Regions from separate parts of the Homo sapiens genome. Here region 2 is linked to region 1. Evidence: chromatin loops called from intact Hi-C (ENCODE). Cell type or tissue: mammary epithelial cell. All regions are shown on one strand. Each heading gives the region's core, and the rest is flanking DNA. Links, peaks and the distances in the headings are about the cores only.

Region 1 (11,906 bases), core at 1,569-9,568:
AGAGTTCACAGCTAATAAAAGGCAAAGCCAGGATTTGGACACCAAGCCCAGCGCTGTTTCCATCACACTCCATAGCTGCCCTTTCCCAGCCCTCAGGGTCCTAGACTGGTGTAAGGCTTTCAGAACAAAATGGGTTAGCTCAGGCCCTGAACGGTATGAGTCAGAGAGCAGAGTGGCTTGGATGGCATGTTTTCTATTTCCGAACAAGCAGTTTGGGGCTTTGGGGCAATCCCAAGCGATTGTGTCAGATCTGGGCAAAAGTTTAGGACTCTGAATTAAAAAGGATTTGTTACCTTTACAATGTAGGAAAATGAAATGCCAGTATCCTTTTAGTGCCACCATCTTCTCCCATTAACAATGGAAAGTGATGATCATAGCTAACATTTTTCTGAGCATTTACAAAATGCCAGGCACTATTCTGAGCATCTTACACACTTTAATTTAAACTTGACAACAATCCTATGAGGTAGACTCTAAAACTGACCACATTTTAGAGATAAGGAAACTGAGACACAGAGAAGTTAAGGAATTTCCCAAAGTCACACAGCCAGAAAGCGGCAGAGCCAGGACCCAAACCCACGCCTTTGAACAGCAGAGACCATATTATGTTCTGATGCAATCAGATTCCCAATCAATCCAACCTGTAGTCTTTCATTGTCCTTTGCACCACTCATAACCTGAACTAAAAAATATTCTTGCCTTTTTATGAGTCCATCAAGCATGTGACAATACCCACTGGTACTGAAAACAACTAAATCACCACTAGTTGCTTATGACGTAACTGGAAGTCATCATTGAGAATGAGCTTTTTAAATACAGTGCAGGCATGGTCTGTACTGAGGCTTAATGAACCAGAAAAAGCAAACTGCAAGAAAAAAGTTATTTTATGACCTCTCTGGGAATTGAGACTCTATTTCCTCCTTTTTACATTTTTTGTATTCCCCTCAGCACTTCATGTGTTATTGTGAACTTCATAGGCATTTAATAAACGCTGGTTGATGAAGTAAATGGAAGGCTCAAGTGAATTTTAGGCAAATTAGCTTTGGAGACACCCCATTTATTATTTACCCACTTGACAAGATGTCACATCCACAAATCCACAAATCCTTCCCAACATTTATTACTTAATTTTCAAAGTGCCCCCATCTCTCCTCAGGGAGGAAGGTGGGGCCAAGTGTTATATTCCCATTTTGACAGGTGAGAGAAACTGAGATATAAAGAGTTGAGCAGTCCATTGCCATGGCAACCCAGCCAGTCAGCCGAGGAGCCAGTCACAATTAGGTTTAGGGCCTGGGTCTTGGTATCAAAAGAGGCACATGCCAAAATCCTAGCCTCCCACATGACTGATGCTTTTCAGAAGAGGGAGGAGGTTCCCAACATGAAATGAAATGCTTAGCTAAACATAAAGGAAGGCTGCCAAACACAGTTAGGTCATCGCATTTGACTTGGAGAGAACATTCTGTTCACGCTATCAACCTGCATTCACTTTCAGCACACTTCACCATAAATACTTCTGACTCACTATCTCGGGAAATATTTTTTATCTTAATAAACTCAATGCAAAGCATAATCTAAATCAGCTTGCACATTCTTGAGTTCAAGCCACAAGCTGAGTTTAATAAAATCAGCCGAAAATAGCGGGGGACTTCTGAATAACCACAGTTCATTATCTGATACAGGGCTGCTGGGAAGTCCTGAACACACAGAGCTGAAGGTAAAAGCAGGAGGTGGGTAACCTGAAGGTATGAAGGGACCGAAACCATCGGATGACCCCACCTGCTGGATCTTAGTTCTCACCGGACATCTCACTGGAGGCACTGCTTATAATAATAGACTGCGTCACACCAACCAAGAGCATGGGCTCTGGAGCTAGACTGCTTGGCTTCATATCTGAGCATCACCTTTTACTTGCTGTGATTTAACCTCTCTAAGCCTCAGTTTCCTCAAATGTGAAATGGGCTAATAATGATACCTACCCATTAGGGATGTTGTGGGGGTTAAAGGATTTAATCCATCTCTGGAATATCAAAAGTATTCCAGAAAAAAATACTGATACCTGGGTCCCACCCTTAGAGATTCTAATTTAATTGTTCGAGGATGGAATCCAGACATGAGCATTTTTAAAAGCCCTTCTCCAAATGATTCTCCTGTGTAGTGAATAAGAGAACACCTGGCTACAGTAACTATCACTACCATTTCCTGACCCCTGATTCTTGCCTGGCTTCCTGTTAAACCCTGTAATTAACTTATTCCTCAAAAATCCTCAGGAGTATTCTCCACTACAATCCCTTGTTTACAAGAAGAAACCAATGCTGAGACATTAAGTGTGTTGCCTAAGGTCACATAACTGATAAAGAGTGAAACCGCACCTCCAACCCAACCCTTCCTCTTGCACTCCCCAGTATCCAAACCTCTGCCCCAGGTTAAGTACCGAGGTGGCACAATGAAGATAAACATTTTCTGGGTGAATGAACCTGCTGGAAACCAGGGGATATGATGGTTAAAAGTGAAAAGAAAAGAAGTGCTGTGCTGGGCTGGGTGCTGGCCGAACACATTTTCTTGAAAACACAAGGACTAATGCATCAAGCTGAGCTTGGGCTATTGACTACAGAGTAGTAAGAGTGGGTTTAAAGAGTATCCACTGGACCAAAGACAACAAATGGCCAATAATGTGCCTCCTTTTTGGGGAGAGAACACACACACATTAAGAATGGTTCTGCAAATATGCACTTAGAGCAAAACCCCCTATAAATCAGGGTTAATGGGGAAAGACAGCCACCTTTATAGTTCTTTCCTTAGGAAGCCCAGTTAGCATGTGGTGCCACTCAAAGGAGTTTAAGAAAACTTGCACTTTGCTACTTAGAGGCTTATTTTAATGAATAGGTCTTTTTTACAAATAGACAAATTGTATGTAAATGCACTCTTAAAAGCTCAGGGAAACTACTTTTTCCTTTTAAGAAAAGATCTCTACCAAATTAGAGTGGCTGGTCTCCAGCATTTAGATTGTTTTATGTCTCAGGTATAATTAATAAAGGTGGGAGAAGAAGGGAAAAACATATATTAGGCACTGATTCTATCAGGCATTTTACATGTATTATTGCATTTTGTCATCACCAGAACCCTGTATATATACATAGGATTTTCCAGCCCCATTTTAAGGAAGATACCAAGGTTTATAGAGGTCTTAGCATAGCTAGACTGTACACAGGTTGGACTGGAACTCAGTTCCATTGACACTCTTCTCCTGTCCCTACTGCCAATCTGCATTTTATAACATACTGTCATTAAGAACTTTTCCCACTATTAATTGACTTGAGACCATCCAGATAAAACCTCCTTCCCACACCAAAGGTGCTATGATTTTTACCAGTCTTTATTTTTACCCCAGGAGCAGGTTATTTAATGGGATCCTTAGTAACCACAAATTAGGTTACTCTAAGAGACCTTTTGCTGATTATAAGCTTTTGTGGATATATGGTCTGAATGTTTGTGGCCCCCTAAAATGTATATGTTGAATGCTCAGGGTGAAGAGGTGGGGCCTTGGGAAGTGATTAGGTCATGAGGATGGTACCTTCACGAATGGGATTAGTCCCCTTATAAAATAGACCCCAGGGACATCCCCTGCCTCTCCTACCATGTGAGGACACAATGAGAAGACAGCTGTCTGTGAACCAGGAAATGAGCCCTCAACAGGGAGAACCTGACCATGCTGGTGTCCTGATCTTGAACTTCCAGCCTCCAGAACTGTAAGAAATAAGTTTCTGTTGTTTTATAAGCCACCCAGTCTATGGTAGTTTATTATAGCAGCTGAACAGACATAGAAAGTGTATTTTTGTATCTATTTTACCTCAAATTTTCAAGTGTTTTTATTATGAGAAGGTATCATTTTGTTACTTTATATTTATCATATGTGCACTTTTCACTTAAATTTCTAAGTGGGAATACTTAGAATTTATGAGCAGAAACAAACTTAACCATCAGGGAAATGACTTGATTTTTATATAATATGACCAAAGTCTTTTAACTAGAATTTTGAATACAAAGTTTCTGGCTTGAGAATTGGTCCTTGAGTTTTGGTGAAATATTCCCAATCTTGTTTCTAACTTTCTCAGCCTCATCCATCCCAATTTTAAAATGCTAAATTTTTAAAAACTAAACCCCCATCTTTAGCTGAATGCTAGGATGATAAGTAAATCTATAGTCCTAACAACTCTTTAGGTTTAGGGTACATCTACATTCCAAGAAGTCACTTGAAGCTTTTCCCATCCCTGTAAAACCAAACCAAATAATAATAACAAAACCACCAGCTATTACTTTGCTTCACTATAACTTAGTAAGGGCCTAACTTAAAAACAACAACAAAAAAGCAAAGTTTCTGACCCCGGGGCTTAAGCTTTATAGGTCACATTGCAGCCTAAAGACTGCATTCTCCTTTGTGGTTGAATTATAAACCTTTGAAAAATGCTGACAGACCTTAACTATAGCAGGACAGGATGAGTGGGTCCACGTAATGAACTTTTACATGACTGGAGATAGAATCTAGAAAGCCAAGCCTGAAATACATTTCTGGTTTGGGCTTTGGGCCAACACAAACAGAACACATCATAAGTCATCTCTGTGATTTCAGTACCATGCACAGGAGATGCCTCAGCATCAACACGACACATGATCCTCACTGTGGAAGCTTTTGGCTGCTTCTATGTCATGCAAATGCAACAGTTGTGCTTTCAGCTCTGGTAGAGAGCCCTGTGCTAGGAAGAACTAGGCCACATTCAGGTCATTCAAAGACAAAGTCCGTGTGTATTTTCACTACCCTGGCCTGACTCTTAGGCAGTGGCTTGCCCAGTCATAATAAATTCTCAAGCATTTGATGGCTCTAAGTGGAGCCTAGGTGGCTTTCAAAATAAAAGTTTGTCATTCTGGCCCATGAATTTCTATTCCTCTGGGGATCCATAAAGTCATACAATCTCAGTATTCTAAAGTCACATCTTGGTTAAACAGGACCAGAATCCCTTTGTGTGCCAGTCAGCATTCCAACTCAGTTCCACCAAGGCTGACACTCCAGTTTCATGTTTTCCCAGAATGTAAACTTCAAGGAGCACAAAAGGGCACACAAGCCATTCTTTCTCCCTTTCTCCATTCATTATGCAAGATCTGTATTTCAAAATTTAAAAGAATCTGCTGACTTGACCACAACTCAAGGTCTCCTGTTAGCAGGGCAGTGCAATGGTGAAGGCCCTGTCACTTGAATGTTCTCTCTCATGAATGGGGCGGTTTTGCCTTGAAATTTTGAACCAGATTCCTCAACAATTAGAAATTATCTGCTCTACTGCTTTTCAAGAAAACAGAAAAGCACTGAGAAATCTGGAGATGAAGACTGAAGGAGCTACTATTTTCTTTGTAGCAAGAGACAAAAATCAATTCAACACACAAGGCCGTGAACTTTGAGGATGGGACCATGCCTTTTTCATTTGCTGTGGCTCCTTAAACTGATCACAGGCTTGCTAAAGATAGACGTGTAAAATGCTAGATGAAGAGATGAACGGATCTATTTTTATTTTGCTATCTATTATAAATAGATAAACAAAAACCTAAGAGCCTGCACTCAAAGATCACTCATCCTGGCTACACAGTCATGCAGGTAAAGAGATAATCATGATAAAGTGTGATCTGGGTATGTTCAGGGTGGTAAAGAACCCTAGAAAGGGGAAACTTAACCCATTTTCCAGGCCAGAGGTGTCAGAGAAGGGTTTCCAAAGGAGGTAACACCTTGCAATCGGTGGAATTTTTTTAAAAAGAGGTGATGCGGCCTCTGTCCTTCAGGAGCCCCTTAAGATCTGGAAGGAAAGCAGAGCTATTCTAGGGATCTAATTTGGAAGTACAAGTCAGAGTGAGAGCAAAAGCCAAGTGTGTGGTCAAGATGCTGAGTGTTGAAGGCATTCACAAGATAGGGTGGAGAAAGGGAGGCTGAGATCAAAACAGGCTGGCCAAGGTTACTGAGGTGGTGGCAGAGAGGCCAGATGGTTCCCTGACTTTTATCAGGCAGAGTGGGCAAGACCCAGTGTGGAGTGGAGAGGCGGAGAAACCCCAGACTTCCTGTCCTCTTGCTGGAATGTGCAGGCATTTAGGGGAGGCGAGGAGTAGACAGGAGAGGGGAAACAGAAGATAAATAAGCAAATACTTATTAAATACTTGTGCGGACATGGAGGGGGGACCTGTCCCATCTCTCCTTGGCCTCGCAAAACAGTGATACAAAAGAAACATATGAAAATAATCAGAACAAGGAAAGAGGTAAGGAAAGGGCTGTTTTATGCTCAGGAGGGGGTGAACCTGTCCAGCTCTAGAAATCAGGGAAGGTGTGAGAGAGTAGGGGGTGCTTGCATTGGGCCTTGATGGAGAGCAAGGCTGCAGAGGGGAGAGGAAGGGCAGAAGCTGTGCAGTTGTTTTGGGGAGAGTGTGGCACACAAACCAGATGCCACCCTTGGTGACATGTACCATGCATATCTGCTGAGGACTCCACAGTGCACTTCTCACAGCTTCCCCACTTCACTGTGTTTCTGACATTAGGTCAGAAATTATTAGCATTTTTGGTAGGAAAGTTCCTCCTCCAGCAGGATTGCTAGCACATGGTAGCGTGTTTAACATCCTAAACCCCTATTCAATAAATGTCAACTGCACACCCTCATCATGGTGACAACTAAAAACAGAACCACTCATATATGACTACATTGAGGAACCCCAAGGCATCTTTTCATCACGGTCTTATTAACCATAGAGCCTAGCCAGTTCCCAGCACACAAGAATTGCATGATAAAACAAGGCCCTGATCCACCTTGCCTGCCCATGCTAACTCCTAGGCCACTAAAGTCCATAGTTAGCAAATTCTGTGAGTAACTGCAGCTCGGGCTAGCAAACTAGTTGCAATGGATGTAGCTGTCAGTGAAGCCAGAAACTATCAGTTGTCTGAAAATCATGGCTTCCAGCTGAAATGAAAGCTCCCTGAAAAGTGTTCATTTTTTCATATTTCTCATGCAGGAAGACATATCAAGCAGAGATGTAGAAAACTATCTGCAAATTGTTTGATGCTCCTTCTATGAGAAGGTGGAGTCTGTGTGCCCTTTCCTTGCACCTGGCAGGACCTCTGTGATCGTGTCTTTCTTGCATGTGGCAGGACCTCTGAGAACAGAATGTTGCAGAAGTGACACTGTGTGAGAGACTTCAGAGTCAGGTTTAAAAAAACTTGAGGCAATCCCTCTGGGAGCCTTCAGTCACCAGTTACCCTGAGGCCACCACATGGAGAGTGCTTGGAGAGAATAAAGAGAAGCTCTTGGACATCTCTTGTGCAAACAACACTTGTGTGTGAAACAGCCCCAGCTGTTCCAGACTCCAGCTGTTTTTGTCTTCTCAGTCGAGACACCAGACATGTGAATGACAAAGTCTTTAAGATGACCCTAGACCCAGCCACCATCTGACTGCAACCACATGAGAGACTCTGCACAAGAATCATCTAGCTGATCCCAGTCAACTCTCAGAACCAGGAGAGAGAATAATAATACATGATTGTTGCTGGAAGCTACTATGTTTGTTGTGGTTTGTTACCTAGCAGGAGCTAACTGATACACAGCTCTCACTTGAGATTCTAAGGAGTGAAGTAAATTCTCTAGAAAAGCAGACATTTATTGGAGAAGTATCTTGTGACAGATTCCGTGCTAGGAAGTAAAAGCAATGACTTACACACAGTCCCTGGTTTCAAGGATCTCCCAGGGGAGATTCAATATGAACATGGATTATCACAAATATTAGGAAAGAATAGACCCAAGAGGCACAGAGAATACATGATGGGAGTATATTCTGGGAGACTCCTGGATGAACTCGCTGTGATCGTGGGCTAGCAAAGTTAGTAAAGTGCCCTCCAGATGGGAAACCCCAGGGAATGAAGTAAAAATAAACATAAAGAACTTTGGTCCTTCCACACTGTGAGTTTGTTGAGGACAAAAAACATGTACCCCAGTACCTGTCATGTAGCAGAATCTTGCTCAGTTTATATTTACTGGATGGATGGGTGGATGGATGGATGGATGGCACTAGGGAGCCAGCCTAGAAAGAACATTGGCTGGCCTGAGGACCAGAAGGCTAGGGATCGAGTCCTAGCTGTGTGACCCTGGGTAAATCACTTATTTTACCTGTCTATAGTCTTCAGTTTCCATATCTGTCTAATGTGAGGATAAGGCTAGGAGATCTCTGAGGTTTGTTCCCAACTCAAACCTTCTAGGGTACCAAAGGGCAAGTATGAACATCCATCTATGTGTTTACTTGGCCATCTCTATAATCAAATACACACCAGAGAGGTATCAATCTGTCTTTGTTAAGACTCTTTGATTACATGCAACAGGAACTAACTCAAGCCAGTGTAAGAGGGTGAGGAAAAGCAGACGAGGTGGATGGGGAATTTAACACAGGATGCAAGGGTTTCTTGTGAAACTCTGGCAAGATGTCTGGCCAGGTTTCGGGAGGAACGAGAACCAAGAACTGGAAAGCTGCCGGGAACCAGATCAGGAATCTCCCTCCACCCCCAGACTCTAATTCTCTTTATGAATCTGCTTAAATCTCTCTTTGAAAACCAGCTTTCTTGGCTTTTCTATGCACACAGTAGAAGATCAACACTCTATGGCCCCCAGATTGATCTCTTGGCACTAACAGCAACTGACAAACACTAACAGGCTACCTCTGAGTTCCAATTGCAAATTCCTGGGAAAGAGACTCTGGCGTAACCTGGGCCAGGTGTCCTCTCCCTGGTCCAATCAACTCTCACCAGAAGGACAGGGTTATAAATTCAAACATGGCTGCTGAAGGCCCCTCATGATGGGTCGTGAAAGCAGCTATCAGACAACAGAGGGCTATTATGAGGTAGGCAGCCTCCCTGAAAGGTATCGCATATAAAGTCCAAGAAAATGAAATAAACAATTTTTGTATGGATTATTGATAAGGACAAACATTGTCTAACTTAAGCTTCCTCTTCGTGTGCAATGGAACCCTTTCCAAAGCCACTTTAGAAACTCTGACAAACTTGAGGAAAATCAGTTAATTTTCAAATTCATCTAGGTTGCACACAAGCATCACTATTTTCTAGCACCTTTAGGATGATCTCACAAACATTATGATGATGGAGACTCATGAGGGGGCCTTGTGCTCTGGACTGCTAGTGTGTGCCACAGCCTCCTTTCTCATCACTTTACCAAAAGATGTGATTTGAAAAACATATGAAAATATTGCCACTGAACTCCCACACCAATTCCTGAAGAGCTACTGAGGATTTTGGTGTCACTTTAGAAGTCACTCTATTTGTGAATAGCCCAGCAAGAGAATCAGGTCAAGCTATTAGGGAGAGTCTATGGAAAGGTAGGTATCTACCTCGAGATTAATGATACTGAATAAAGGAAAAGCAGTTATTTTTGACATTTTGACCATCACTTTAGGGTCTGGTTCTTATTAGTTCCATTTCTTCCTTTTAAAAGGCTTATTTATTTATATATTTTAATGGAAAATGTCAGGAAATTTGGAACAGAAACTTACAATAAAACACATCCCCTGACCCTCTGATCTATCAATCTTTCAAATAAACAAGAATACTTACAGAAGCCTGGAAGAAGGCACTTCTTGGTAGTTACCTGATATTAGCCACCATAATGGTCATTATCTAGCAATTGTTTTTTGGGAAATGGAGTAGAATGGAGAGAATAGGAAGGAAAGAGAATGCAGATGAGTGAGTGAGAGAGAGTATGAGAGAGAAAGAGGGGGGACTCAATAATTCATTTTTGCTATAAATGCTTAAAAAACTTACAGGTGCCAAACAAGACACCCTCGTTCATATTTTTTCTCCAATCATTCCATTTTGGAAGCTACATTATTCACAAATGAGACATTCAAGAAACAAAAATTCTGAAATAAAAATGGGCACACCACCAGTGGAAAAGCAAACAAAAGCAGCTAATGTACTGTGGCTAAAAAAATTTTCAAACAAAGTGGCAGTAATTTACTGCCCTTGCTCTTAGCTAGACCCCATGAACATAATCAGAACCCCCAGGACTGATGGGAAAGTGTGATTTACAGTAAGTCTCAGGATAATAAAAAAAAAAAAAAATGAAAAAGCAAATTGTGCATGAACATGAAAGCTGTATTTCTTCCATTTTCAGCAATGGAATCAAATTTCCAGCCAGAATTTCAGGGTAAAATTAGAAGTCTTCAAGAAGTAAACTATGAGCCAACCAGCATCCCTACTTGGACACTGCTCCAGCTGCCTGAATGACGTAACTAACATTTAGAGATAACAGTGAATAGAAAGACACACACGACACCATCTGAATCACAGTAAAGAGATGGGTGGACCTGGGTTTGAGTCCTGGCTGTGTCACTTGTTCTCATGTATCCTTGAGCAAATTATTTCACATCTCCAAGCTCTAGTATTACCTGTTGCTTCAGACTGTTACACGGATTAAATGAGATAAAGTGTATAAAGCACTTAGGAAAGTGTTTGGCACATGCAAGTCTCAATAAATTTCATTATACATTTTAAATACAAATAGTACATTTTGATAAATGAGTTAGTGTTCTTAAGGTACTTAGAACAGTACCTGGTGCACAGTGAAGTTCTATATAAGGGTTTGTCATTATTATTACTATATAGTAAAACCTCCATTAATCAGGATGTCTAGACAATGAGGTAACTAAGTTAACTTATTTTCATGCTTAAAACCTCTAAACCACTTCAAGTTTTTGAAAATCCTTTTAAAATGTGTTAGTCTCTTTTCTAAGATTAGTAAGTAAAATATGTTAAGTATCAACTTAGAACTTTTACACAGGATCATGCATGGCTCCAGGAATACATGTCAGAAGTCCTGGGTTCTAGTACCACTCTGTTACTTGTCAGCAGTGTAACTCTGAGCCTCAGTTTACTCATCTGTGAAATAAAAGATCAGTTATGCTTTTCTCCCAGTTTTGGTGACTGTCAGATGCAACCACGTATATGCAATTATTTTGAAAACAACAAAATTAAGGTGAATTAAAAATAGCATAAATTTGTTATTATCATTCTTTAGAATACGATATCCTGTTTCTGGGGATGCATGTGCATAGGGGTATGGAGATTCCAGATTATACCAAGGACGTTGCACTTTCTGAAAACTGTGGTAAAATATACGTGACAAAACGTACAATTTTAATTATTTTTAAGTGTTTAGCTCAGTGGCATTAAGTACAATCATATTGTTATGCAACCATCACCACCATCCATCCCAAAACTTTTTTCATCTTCTCAAACTGAAACCTCGTGCCCACTAAAGACTAACTCCCCATTCTCCTTTCCTCCCAATCCCTGGCAACCACCATCTTACTTTCTGTCTATCAATTTCACTACTCTAGGTACCTCATATAAGTGGTGTCATACAGAATATTGTTTTTTAAAAAAAGTCTCTTGTTTATTTTCTTACCTTTTCCATCTTTGACTTTAAAAGTTGAGTACAAAAAGCAGTGGAAATTGAGAATTTCCTTTTGTGGGTCCTAAATCCTTGAGGCTTACAATAGGACTGTGATTAAGAAGAAACAAACATACACTTCCCTGATAGCATCCTCCAAGCTCTGATGGGGCTGACTGCTTGGTCTGGTCTCCATTGCAATCTTAGGATACTTTTGAGAAGCTATGATGTTATAAGGCTGTGCAGTGAGGACCAGGGGATGGAGTCTGGTCCCACCTCTGCCACAAAGTACTCTTGATATTGTGTGAACCATTCTTTTCTTTGGGTCATGTCTGTTAAGCTTCAGGCACAATGGGCTACATTATTCCAAAGTAGTGTCAACTTCATATTCAAGTGTTTTGATGGTATTTATTCCTTGCAAGACACTGCAAAATA
Region 2 (11,906 bases), core at 2,036-10,035, 75 kb before region 1:
CTGTTGAGAATCGTGAATAAGGATAAAAAAATACAACTATGGGGGTATATACTTTCCCTTCCACTGCCTCTCAGAAAAATTCAACTGGGGGGAGTGGGCTGAAAAAGGCAGTAAAAGGGGGACCACATTCCCCCAGAGGATAAACAATAAACGCCAAAATTCCTGTTGTGCACGTATAGCATTCTACTGGGAGGCCAAGGGGTCAGGATTATGTGTGAAAAAAATTAATTGAAATGGCTCTTTAAGAAGCAAGAAAAACAAGGCAACCCCATCATGTCCTCAGTGAAATGTCCTTTTCACATTGGCCCTTGGGTTACGCCAGCCAGAGATGACCTGTCAAGGTGAGGCTGGCTGACACACGATGAAGTGTTTCATTAATACTGTCAAACCATGACAACATTTATGGTCCACGTGCTGGACTTTCACGTGTCACCTAGACATGAAATCTTTTAAAATTTCCATAGCCCAGAACAGTTGAAATATCAACAGCTTTTATCTATGAGTCACATGGAGGAGAAAGTGCTATATATGCATTATCTCATTTCACTCTCACTGTGACACTGGGCTTGTTAACTGGGTGTTGTTAACTCTGATTTACCGAGGCCTAAAAAGCCTCCTCATTTTCCCCTTGATCTGAGCATCAGAACGAGCATTAGGATCAGGTCCATCTAATTCTTTTTTTTTTTTTTTTTTTTTTTTTTTTTGAGATGGAGTCTCGCTCTGTAGCTCAGGCTGGAGTGCAGTGGCGCAATCTTGGCTCACTGCTACCTCTGCCTCCCGAGTCCCGGTTCAAGCAATTCTCCTGACTCAGCCTCCGGAGTAGCTGGGATTACAGGCATGCACCACCATGCCCAGCTAATTTTTGTATTTTTAGTAGAGATGGGGTTTCACCGTGTTGGCCAGGCTGGTCTTGAACTCCTGACCTCATGATCTGCCTGCCTCGGCCTCCCAAAGTGCTGGGATTACAGGCGTGAGCCACAGCACCCGGCCAGGTCCATCTAATTCTTAACCATTTTGCTATACTGCTAAATACAGAAAGGCCAGGCTTACAATGTTTACATTTATTATGAATTATTAATGACTTATAAACTGAATGGGATCTTGCTTGAATGTTTTAATTATTATTATTATTTTGAGACAGGGTCTCATGCTGTCACCCAGGCAGGAGTGCTGTGGCACAATCACAGCTCACTGCAACCTTGACCTACTGGGCTTGGGTGATCCTCCCACCTTAGCCTCCCGGGTAGCTGGGACCATAAGTGCCACCACTAAACCCAGCAATTTTTGTGTGTTTTTTCTGTAGAGAAAAGGTTTCACCATGTTGCCCAGGCTGGTCTCAAATCCCTGGGCTCAAGTGATCTCCCCGCCTTGAACTCCCAAAGTGTTGGGATTACAGGCATGGGCCAAGGTACCCAGTCCCTGTTTTAATTATTTGTATGAAGACAAAATGCGTGAACTGATCTCCTTGACTAGGAAGTAGATGGTGATCATGTTTGTGACTGAGAATGTCTTGTGGGAGCTGCCTAATATTTGTACAGGAGAACCAGTGTGGTGTTGTGGAAAGAGGACAAGGCTGGAGGAAGGCAGGCACTGTCAGCCTGATAGGGTGATGTTGGGGCATTTTTAAAGCCTCTGTGAGTCTCAGTTTACTCATCAATGAAATGGGAATACTTACTTCCACAGTGCCTGTATCACAGGGTTTTTGTATGATAATGCATGTGAAAATGCTTTTGTGAGCTACAAAATCCTACATGAACACAACAGACAAATCAGGTGTGTGGCATGCAGCAGGTGATGTGAGAAAAAGGCAAATACTGGCAGATCAAACTTCTTACATAAGCTAGAGTAATTTCAGAAAATGTGATTTTTATCATTCTTCCCCCGCTCACTGGTTTGAGAGAAAAAAAAATACTTTTTTTCTTAACCCAAGCCAAATTGAAAATTGAAGCAATGAATAACATTACAAAGTGGGCTCCTGCATACAAAGAATTTTCCATATATTATCTCTATTTGATCCTCAAAATCATGCTAAGAGGAAGATATTTCAAAGATGAGGAAAATGAGGTCGAAGAGATCAAATAGGCTTTATTTGATAACTTGGTGATTAATTGGCCAGATGGGGACTCAATACCAGGTCTGTTATGTCTTTTCCTCTTTACTAAGTTTCCTCTGAGTTGAACTCCCATTCTCCCACACCCCTCTATCCCCTGCCCCAAAAATGTTTAGCAGAAGACAAAGTAACATCATTGACCAATCACTGGTTTTCTTAGTCAATCAGGACTTGGTTGAGGACATATTTATTTTATAGCACTACATAGAGGGTTCAAAAGGCAGGTTAGACTTGATTTCTTCCCTCAAGGAGCATGTAACGTTTCTGGAGAGACAAGATATAAAATGTTGAAATAACATTTCATATGTTATTTCATATGAGAGGCCATGTGTTAAATCATATACCATGGAATCTAAGTGTAACACATTCAGTGCAGGAAAATCCACCGTAGGCTGGGGTGGTCAGGGATAACTTCCTGGAGAAGGCGGAACTTGAGTTTCCTCTCAAAGTCATGGCAGAATGGAAGCCAGGGCCAGATCCCGAGTCCCAGCCAAGTGTTGTCTCACTACACGGATTGGTGCCAAAGGGAAGAGTAGATTATACATTTAAAACGCCCTTTTCCTTTCAATATACCCAGCTCTTCAAGCTGCTGGATGTAATTCCCAGCAAGCAGAGGCAATCTGTGAATGTTTGTTATCTAATAGATTCCTTCTTATGTTAGTTGAAATAACCATCACAATATCAGTAAAATCATCAAGGACAAGGCTTCAGAACAACATATTCCTTTCGTAAAAGAGCTATACTTTTTGAGGTAATACTCATTTAAAAAGGGGTATTCTTTTATGTGGCTTTCCCAAGAATGCAGCCTGGCAATTTAAAAGTCCAAGTAGTAAAGCTTCCCCTTTGGAAACCTCCTTTATATCTAACATGTGCACATTCGCCAGGCATAATGTTAAAAATATTGTGACACAAAATCACCGCCCCATCCTTTCAAGTTTGATGCAGCCAGTTTAATGTTCAATATCACTGTTCGCAGAAATGCTTTTTGATCTGAGGAGATATGAGACACAGCCATCCCACAGCTGGAATGTAAGGATTCTATAGAAGAGCATGGATTAACTTGAAAGTGCGGTGGAACGGGATGGTCTCATCTCATTAGTGACCAAGAGTTCACGAGAAACTTCCATTTGTTTCAACACATTGTAAATCTGGGTCCCCAGTGCCAAACTCTGTATCTGGCATAAAGCAAGTACTCAAGAGATAAATACTGAATCAATGAAGAGCTACGATCTTTCATGATCCGGCACTTTATAATGCTTTTAGAATCCTTATTCTAACCATAATCATGTTGACCATTTATTGGCAGGTGTGTATTAAGCACTTTATAAATATGATCTTATTTGTTCCATACAAGAATCATGCAGAGGCAGGTATTACTCCTCCCATTTAATAGATGAGGAAACTGAGGTTTAGAGAATGAAGCAATTTCCCCAAGTTCACATCCAGTTCCACACAATGCCTAAGCTCATGCTGCCACCCTCTGTTTACAATGCCGCTCAACCTTCAGGTGCATCAGGCAGGAATAGAGATAGAGCAAAAGCAGATGATAATAGCAGTATTAATAAAATAAATATATATTGAGTGCTTATTCTTTTTAAGTGATATATATATATACACATATATATACTTTATCTTATTTATTTATCGTTACAACCATAAGAGGTAAGTTCTATTTACCCTCTTATACAGATGAGTAAACTGAGGCATATATAAGAATTTAAGAAATGCACTTTGGGAGGCTAGGGTGGGAGAATTGCTTAAAGCCAGCAGTTCAAGACCAGCCTGGGCAATAAGACAAGACCTGTCTCTACAAAATAAATAAATAAATAAATAAAAATTAAAAATTAGCCAGGCATGGTGGCATGTGCCTGTAGCCCCAGCTCTTCGGGAGGCTGAGGCAAGAGGATCCCTTGAGCTCAGGAGTTCAAGGCTGCAGTGAGCTATGATTGCACCACTGCACTCCATCCTGGGCAACAGAGCAAGTTATAAAAATAAAAATAAAGAAATGTGTCCAGGGTCACCTAGTTAGTAAATGGTGGAGCAAGGTACCAGATGTGAAACTGTACATATTACTTAAAATCACTTCAATGAAAAAATCCCAACCTAACTGGGCACGTGCCTGTAGTCCCAGCTACTCGGGAGGCTGAGGTAGGGGGATTGCTTGAGTCCAAGAGGTAGACGCTGCAGTGAGCCATGATCGCACCACTGCAATCCAGCCTGGTGACAGAGTGAGACCTCGTCTCAAAAACAAGCAAACAAACAACCATCTTATTTTTACCTATTTTACCTCTACTTAACCAAAATTGGACTATAACAATATAAAAGGCAAACAAGTCTTGTTAACTGACTATTCCAGTTAATGGAGGATTTATCACATATCTGATGATGTCCTGAGCCTTGGCTTACCTCCCTGTGTAAAGAGGAGGTGGGACAAGATAAGGCTGATTCATGGTCCCTGCTAGGAATGCACTTGGATGGCCCTATGATTCCCTCATCGTTCACCACTTCTCAGTGGTACTGAAAGGCAGTTGATACCCGTTTGAATTGTGTCAATCAGAAAAGGCAATGTGCCGGGTTTGTTAATGCCAACCTAAACAACTTCTCAGTTGTTCTGTCAGCACTGTCAATACCCTGGGCCCTGTTGTGGAGCAGAAAAAAAAATGCTTAAGCATGTCTCCCTCACCCTTTCTTTAAAGGTGCTGCAGGGCTGTGGAGCCGGGGTTCTTTCAGTACTACCTGTATCAGGAAGCCAGCTTTGTTGTTCACACCTGCCCTGGGCACCTTTGCATAGTCAACTACTGAGTCTCTCTCCCATCAGTCACTCCTTTAGAAACTGCTCTCTCTCTTCTAAAATTAAGCCTTTGAGCTTTTGCTTCTCAACATTTCATACTGATAGTATCAAAAGGGCATTAACTTTCTAAGAAGCGACATATTAAGCTGAAGAATTCCGATGGTGTGATTTCAATGACCTAACTGCATGTCAGTCATGTTGCACGTTGAGATGGCCTCAAGCAGCTCTAAGAGGGCAGCAATTGTGCAAGAAGCTGACACTTCCAGCTTCAGTCATCAGCTTGGGCTTTCTACTCTCTACCCCTGGTAGGTGAGGCTCATCTTGGCCCCAAGTTCACCGGTCATGGTCCCACATATAGAAGGAGTTAAAGGCAGAGGCACAATTCAGGGGCAGAGGGAGAAAATGGACTGAGTTCCCATGCCAGGAGTCATGCCAAGCACTTTAAAATTTATCCTTTTAATCCACATATATCACCACGAGTAAGAGTGTTTTTATCTTCATTTTATAAATGGGGGCAGGGAGGCGATTGTTAAATGTTAAAGTTGGGCCTCCAACCCAGATCTGTCAGATTCCAAAAGAAAAATCCTTGGATCTGTTTAAACTTTATGCTTTCTTTTTTCTTTCTTTCTTTTTTTTTTTTTTAGGACGAAACACTGGAACTCTCCAGAATAAATTGGTACCTGGGTCTCTTCTGAAGTGAGCTGCTCTTAGGAGCTTCAAATGAGGGTCTTTGAAGCCACATGAAAATTGATGAGTGGTTGTAACATCCAAGCTACCAAATCAGACACACTTGTAATTGTTCCCAATGTGAGTTTTCACCCCAAAGTTCTCTTGTCTCTCTCCCTCATTTTTCCCGAGTACATGGGGGAGAAAGTCATGATGAGGGGATGATCTGCCTTCCAGTTTAAAATCATAAGAATGGCTTGGAAACTTAAGAGCAGTGAGATTCTGGACCATTAACGACCACACTAACTTGCAGCTTCCTCATCTGTACAATGGGGCTAATGACTCAACGGCTATCTCTTCGGCCTACTGCAGAATATAGGGATGGTACCTGTGAAGCCCTTTGTAAACTGCAGAGTGCTATGTCTACTTTCACTGATTCACTCTTTCCATAGATATGGTGTGCCTCTTTGTGAAATGCACGGTGTTAGGCTATTTAGTGAAAACCAATGAAGAAAATACAATCTCTTCCCTTAATGTATGCACATTCTTGAATAGAAAAGACATTTACAGAAATAACTATAAAAGAGTGTAGAAGAGAAGAAAACAGGCACCAGAACAAAGAGAAACAAAAGATGCAGGTTGAGGGGCACCTGAGAGCAGGGTTAAGTGAGGGGATTCAGAAAAACGGAAGAAAGTAGCTTAGGTAAGAGCAGTCTGGAAGATTAAATCTATGGAAGGTGGCAACTGTTTCATTAAATTATGCATTCTTTCATCTATTACCAATTTATCACATGCTTATTATGTACTGGCTACTGTGCAAATTAGTGCGGCAATGTGGAGAGGTGAAATAGGGAATGCTGGCAGGCTGTCCATAGGGAAATGTCCAATGGGAGGCTGGAAATGCAGGTCTTGCATTCGGGAAAAGAGTCAGGGTTGGCTGATAAATTTCAGTCATCCTTATAGAACTGCCAGTTGAACCTATAAGAATTGATGAGCACACTGGGTATGCAGGTGAGATTAGATGGTGAGGGAAGGAGGAAGGGCAGGGACAGAAACTTGTGGGGGAATCCACAAATATGAGGTTGAAAGAGGAAGAGAAGTCAACAAAGCACACTAAAAAGAGTCTCAAAGAGGTGGGAAAAAAGGGTGAAAGATGCTATGAAAGGGTAACCAGCTGCATCCTATTCTACAAAGTTCACTGGTGACTGAGAAGAAACCACTGGGCGTATCAATTAAGACACTGTTAGGGCTCTATGAGTCAGCATACAGATCTCCCAAGTCCAGGACAAGTTACTACAATCATCTGATTCGTGGCCACTAGTAATCATGATAGAATGCCTGGGTTGGAATTCTAGGCCTGCCACTTACTAGCTATGTGACTTGGACAAGTTAACTTTTTTTTTCTGTGCCCCAGTTGGAGATAATACCTTTACTGCTTCATGTGGTTATGATGAGGATCTGATAAACATCACAATAGCACTTACCCAATAGTACACACACAATAGCACATCACAATAGCACTCACCCACAATGGAACTTAGAACAATTATTGATATATGATCAGCTCTCAGTATGTGTAAACTATGACATGCAGGCCAATTCACCTAGAAAGGCCTATTTTCAAAAGCTCATGTCCTCTGAATTGAGGAACCACAGATCAGATCAGCCTCTTCAACCCCCCGCGAGGCTCCCATTCATGTAAGACACCCATGGCTTTGTAATGGCACCCAACGCTCTGGGCTGGCATGAAAATTGTGTGACTCACATCATGTGCCTCCCCAAGAAGGTGAGGCTGTTGCTGCAAAGCTGACTAGTTTGTGGAATGTAAGGACTTTTCATTGATTAGCTTTGGGGAAACCACTGTAAGCAAGTCTTAAACATCATCACATTTGATTGGTTTATAAGTTGTGGCAAGTGAACCCAGGTCTAACACTTAGGAACAAGGGAGAAAAAAAGGAAGATTTTGTTACTTGTAATCAGCTTTTTACTCCACAGATTTTCTGTGAGTTGGGTTCAAAACATTTAATTCCACTTTTTCCCTCTATGTGGCACCTCATTTGTTACCAGGATTTTACAGACGGAGACACAGAAATGTGAAATGAATAGCCCAAGGCTATCTTCTCCCACTACTCCCAGCCCTACCCTCCAGTGTGTAATTGTGGAGCCACGGACAATGTACCAAGGCAGCAAACATCACTGGCTTGAAGATGACTAGTAGCTGTGGTCAGCTTGCTGGGGACCCATGCTCCTGAGGGTTCTTAAGAAGTGTGGGAGGACTCCTAAAGCTGTTGTTGAAATCAGTTTAGATTATGGGACTAGGAACCCGAGGAAGCTAAATTTACTTTACAAGTCAACTGGATTAGCACTAAAGTAATTTTCCTTGTGTAAACCCAATTTTAGGTAATGGATGAGCTAAACTTGGAGCAGGGGGCTGAGACACAGATTTCCTGTGCTGTCGAGCTATTGCAGATCTCAGCAGATAACAAAGCTATTATCCTGGCAGAAATGGAAGCATCCTCAAATCCTGTCAGATGGCAGCATGGACAAAAATTACAAGCAAATGTATTTTTAAGCTGATGCACTTTCTTAAGTCTGGCTCCTAAAAGCAAAACATGCTCTTCTAGGAGAAGTTTTAGTAAAAACATAAGAATGCTGCTGGTAAGGAAATCTCTAGGTGATGCCAGGGACTGACAACAGAGGATTTCTGATAGAAGAAAGAGACAAGGATTTGGACCAAGTTTCTGAATGGAATCATTGTACTTTCTTTTTTTTTTTCTTCCTTCTCCCTCCCCGCTTCACCCCCGACCTCTAGAGTTTCTTAGCAGGCATTTTGGAGGAAAAGATTTGGATCAGAAATTCAGAAATTACCTGGGCTCACAAATATATGGTATGAAAGTATTTTTTAAATGGTTTCAAGTTAAAGGTCTTTACTCCACTGCTCCTAACAGAGTCCCTTAATTTCCTACCTACTCTCAGCCCCTCCAGCACCATCCTGCATTCTGCTTCCAAGATACATGAGCTTTCTGAAGAGCTGGTGAGAATGCTGAAACTTCCTGGCCTTGGTTTCCCATCTGGTAAAATGAGGAAGACCAAAGCTTAACTCTCACAAGGAATATGCAGGTAATGAACACTGTATGATTTAAGAGACCCTTGTGATATATTGAGTACTAACTTTGAAATTACAAACAGAAACAACCCTCCTTTGTTATCCTGTTTTTTAGGCAGGAAGCAAGCAGAAGAAAGATGAGGATGGGAATTAGATGGCTTGCGTTTTAATCTCAGCTGTGATACTTACCAGCTGCCTGTCCTCAGGGTTCAATGTTCAATTGACCTGAATGCAAAACCCAGCTCTATATCTGATAGGCTGTGTGACCTTAGAAAAGTTACTTGCTGCCTCTTACCTTCAGATTCCTCATCATCAAATGGAGAAGGAAGTACTTGCCTCTAGTGGTCTTCCTTCCCACTTTACAATACACTTATGCACATAAAATCTAGTTAAAACAGACAATATGAATAAAAGAATAATTTGATTTTAGAATAGGCATAGGAGAAAAGTGAGCTGCCTTCATTGCTTTGAATATTAGAAGGATTTATCCACTGATTCTAACTGCACTTGTTCATCAACTCCACGAATATTTGATTAAGAGTTATGTTCCTATTGTACATATGGACAATACCTGGCCTCATGGAACAGATAGTGCTATGTGATATGGACAAAGACAGGGAGACTGAGTGTGCAGAGGAGGTCATGTGACCTTTACTGGAGGGATATAGCAAAGGCTTCCTAGAGGAAGTGATGTCTAAATTGACAGGGTTAGCTCTGGTCTGAGTTGTGTCTGTTGGTAGGGCTAATTAATAAGACATTCGGACATCAGAAGCCCCCAAAAGACAACAAATTCCTGCCCATCCCACCCTACCATATAATAAAAGGAAGGCAGGAGGGCCTGAATGAGGTAACTCACACCTATAATCCCAGCACTTTGGAAGGCAGAGCGGAGGACTGCTTGAGCCCACGAGTTTGAGACCAGTCTAGGCAACAAAGTGAGACCCTGTTCTCTACAAAAAAATACAAAAATTAGCTGGGCATGCTGGTGTGTGTCTGTAGTCCAAGCTACTTGGGAGGCTGATGCACGAGGATTGGTTGAACCTGGGAGGTTGAGGTCGCAGTGAGCCGAGATTGTGATTTTTCAGAAAGGATAAGTAACTTTGCCTACAGGGCTCTTCTATAGCACAAGGAAGATTCTATGTGTGAAAGTGCTATCTAGGCACTGTGCACCACATCATAAGTGCAGGAATGGAGCTCAGGGCTTGAGTCAAAAAGATGTGATTTGAGCCCAAACTCTGCCACCTGCTCAGAGTGCTCAGAAAATACCCTGGAGAAGTTACTTATCCTTTCTGAACCTCATTTTCTTCACTTATAATTCCAGCTACAGCAGCCTCATAAGACTGTGAAGATTAAAATTAATAGGAAATGTGTAATTTTTAAGTAAACTTTAATGTAAGCTGTTTTCATGCCAATCTTGTGCATCGGAGCTGATCTATAAGGTCTAGAAGATTTGGCTACCTCTGCTCTGATAAAACTCAGAACAATAGTTGATGCCATGTCTCTCAAACTGGGGTGTCTGTAAGACACACCTAGAGGATGGACTAAAGATGCAGATTGCCAGGAACCACCCCCAGAGATCTAAGCCGGGGGTTTGTATCAGAAGTACCTGTGGAGCTTCTTTTGCATTCCGATTCCTGGCCCAAGCTCTAGAGACTGTGATTCAGTAGCTCTGGGGTGTGTCCAAGATACCTGTGGCCCTTTAAATAAATCATTTTCCCTGGGTTTTCTGGAGATTTGGATTTAGTAGGACTAGGACAGGGTCCTAAACATTATTTTTAACAATCCCCCAAGGGATGCTTACGACCCTGTAAGGGTGACCCATATAACAGAAGCTTGTTGAAACTTGTTGCCAAATGACTTTCTTCTGTATCTCTCTACACATAATCTCCAGAATACAGAATGTCCCTTTGAGACTTCATCTCTCTGACTTTTCCATTTTAGACTGTCATTGCTGAACACTCTTTTGCTAACTTTTTGTTGTAGAATGTTGTATTGGTGTGTGTGTGTGTTATGTGATGGGTGGAGTGGAGGCTCACTCAACCTGACTTGCCTAGGCACTGGGAGCCCCATAGTGATTCCCACGGCCAGCTCTGCCCTTGTCACTTAACTCTTTATCCCAGAAGTGGAGTGTTGAATACACCCAGCAATTTGAATGTTCTGGTTAATTGAGATTTTTAAAGACCACAGTGACTTCACATTTTGTGTCCTAGCACTTAAAGCTAAACAGTGATTTTTTTTTTTTTTTTTTTTTTTTTTTTTTTTTTTTTTAGATGGAGTCTCACTCTGTCGCCCATGCTGGAGTAAAGTGGTGTGATCTCGGCTCACTGCAACCTCTGCCTCCCAGGTTCAAGTGATTATCCTGGCTTAGCCTCCCTAGTAGCTGGGATTACAGGCATGTACCACCATGCCTGGCTAATTTTTGTATTTTTAGTAGAGATGGGGTTTCACCATGTTGGCTAGGCTGGTCTTGAACTCCTGACCTCAGGCCATCCACCCACCTTGGTCTCCCAAAGTGCTGAGATTACAGGCATGAGCCACCATGCCCAGCCTAAACAGTGATTTAAACACACACACACACACACACACACACACACACACACACAACAAGAAAACAAAAAAATCCAGATGTTAAAAATATGCTGCCCAGATCAAGACCAAAATTTATACATCCATATAAAATAATTAAACATGTCATTTATTCACCAGTAAAATGATTATGATTTAATGCAGAGCCAAACTCTGACCACCGATGCTGAATATTTATGGCTGGCTCCCTCAGAACACAGAGGTAGCTGCAGAAATATGCTCTTATTCTACCCTACCTTCACTTGATGAATGATTATTTTACTTAGAGTGAGTGAGACTGAATTTGAAAATACGTCAGAGGTGAGGCCCAGTAAAATTCTATTTATAAATAGGGGTTATTGTAATCAGCTCTAAGTGGGCTTAAAATAGAAATCTAAAAAGTGAATTGTTAAAAAAAAAAACCAATACAATCTTTACTAATCAGAAAAGCACTCAATTTCTGGCACTTTAATGTGCATTCTGAAAATCTATTAACAAAGCTTGACTTAAAAAAAAGACCCCTAGTTCCCTTATTTAAACTTGTGAAAAGAAAGAAAAAAACACAAAGGTGAAACATAATAGGTACTGCATAATGATCACAAGGATGGAACAGCAAAGACGATGAAAAAGGAATTTATGATGATTACCCTGTGAAAACTCTCTGAAGC

The links. Peaks named below come from ENCODE experiments on the same cell type or tissue, not always from the same donor. Only the 100,000 strongest peaks of a DNase experiment are listed, where the experiment ranks them.
Region 2: it touches region 1 in a loop (2.5-fold over the local background); 4 of 110 quality-filtered maps call a loop at or near these places.

The regions. Positions count from the first base shown.
Region 1 is chr1:64,032,419-64,044,324 of GRCh38, reverse strand. All of the region lies in intron 2 of ROR1 (receptor tyrosine kinase like orphan receptor 1), which reads right to left. It overlaps LOC105378772 (a long non-coding RNA gene), which reads left to right and starts at 9,312. Exons shown (of 2, transcript XR_947458.3): 1 at 9,312-9,399; 2 at 10,194-10,390. In mammary epithelial cell, for the core only: no CTCF peak of the experiment used is centred there; a DNase peak (open chromatin) is centred at 4,584; H3K27ac peaks cover 2,797 bases.
Region 2 is chr1:64,107,431-64,119,336 of GRCh38, reverse strand. All of the region lies in intron 4 of ROR1 (receptor tyrosine kinase like orphan receptor 1), which reads right to left. ROR1-AS1 (ROR1 antisense RNA 1) reads left to right here and starts at 7,132. Exons shown (of 6, transcript NR_110666.1): 1 at 7,132-7,391; 2 at 7,968-8,225; 3 at 8,380-8,454; 4 at 8,544-8,687; 5 at 10,944-11,017. In mammary epithelial cell, for the core only: no CTCF peak of the experiment used is centred there; DNase peaks (open chromatin) are centred at 6,816 and 7,326; H3K27ac peaks cover 3,352 bases.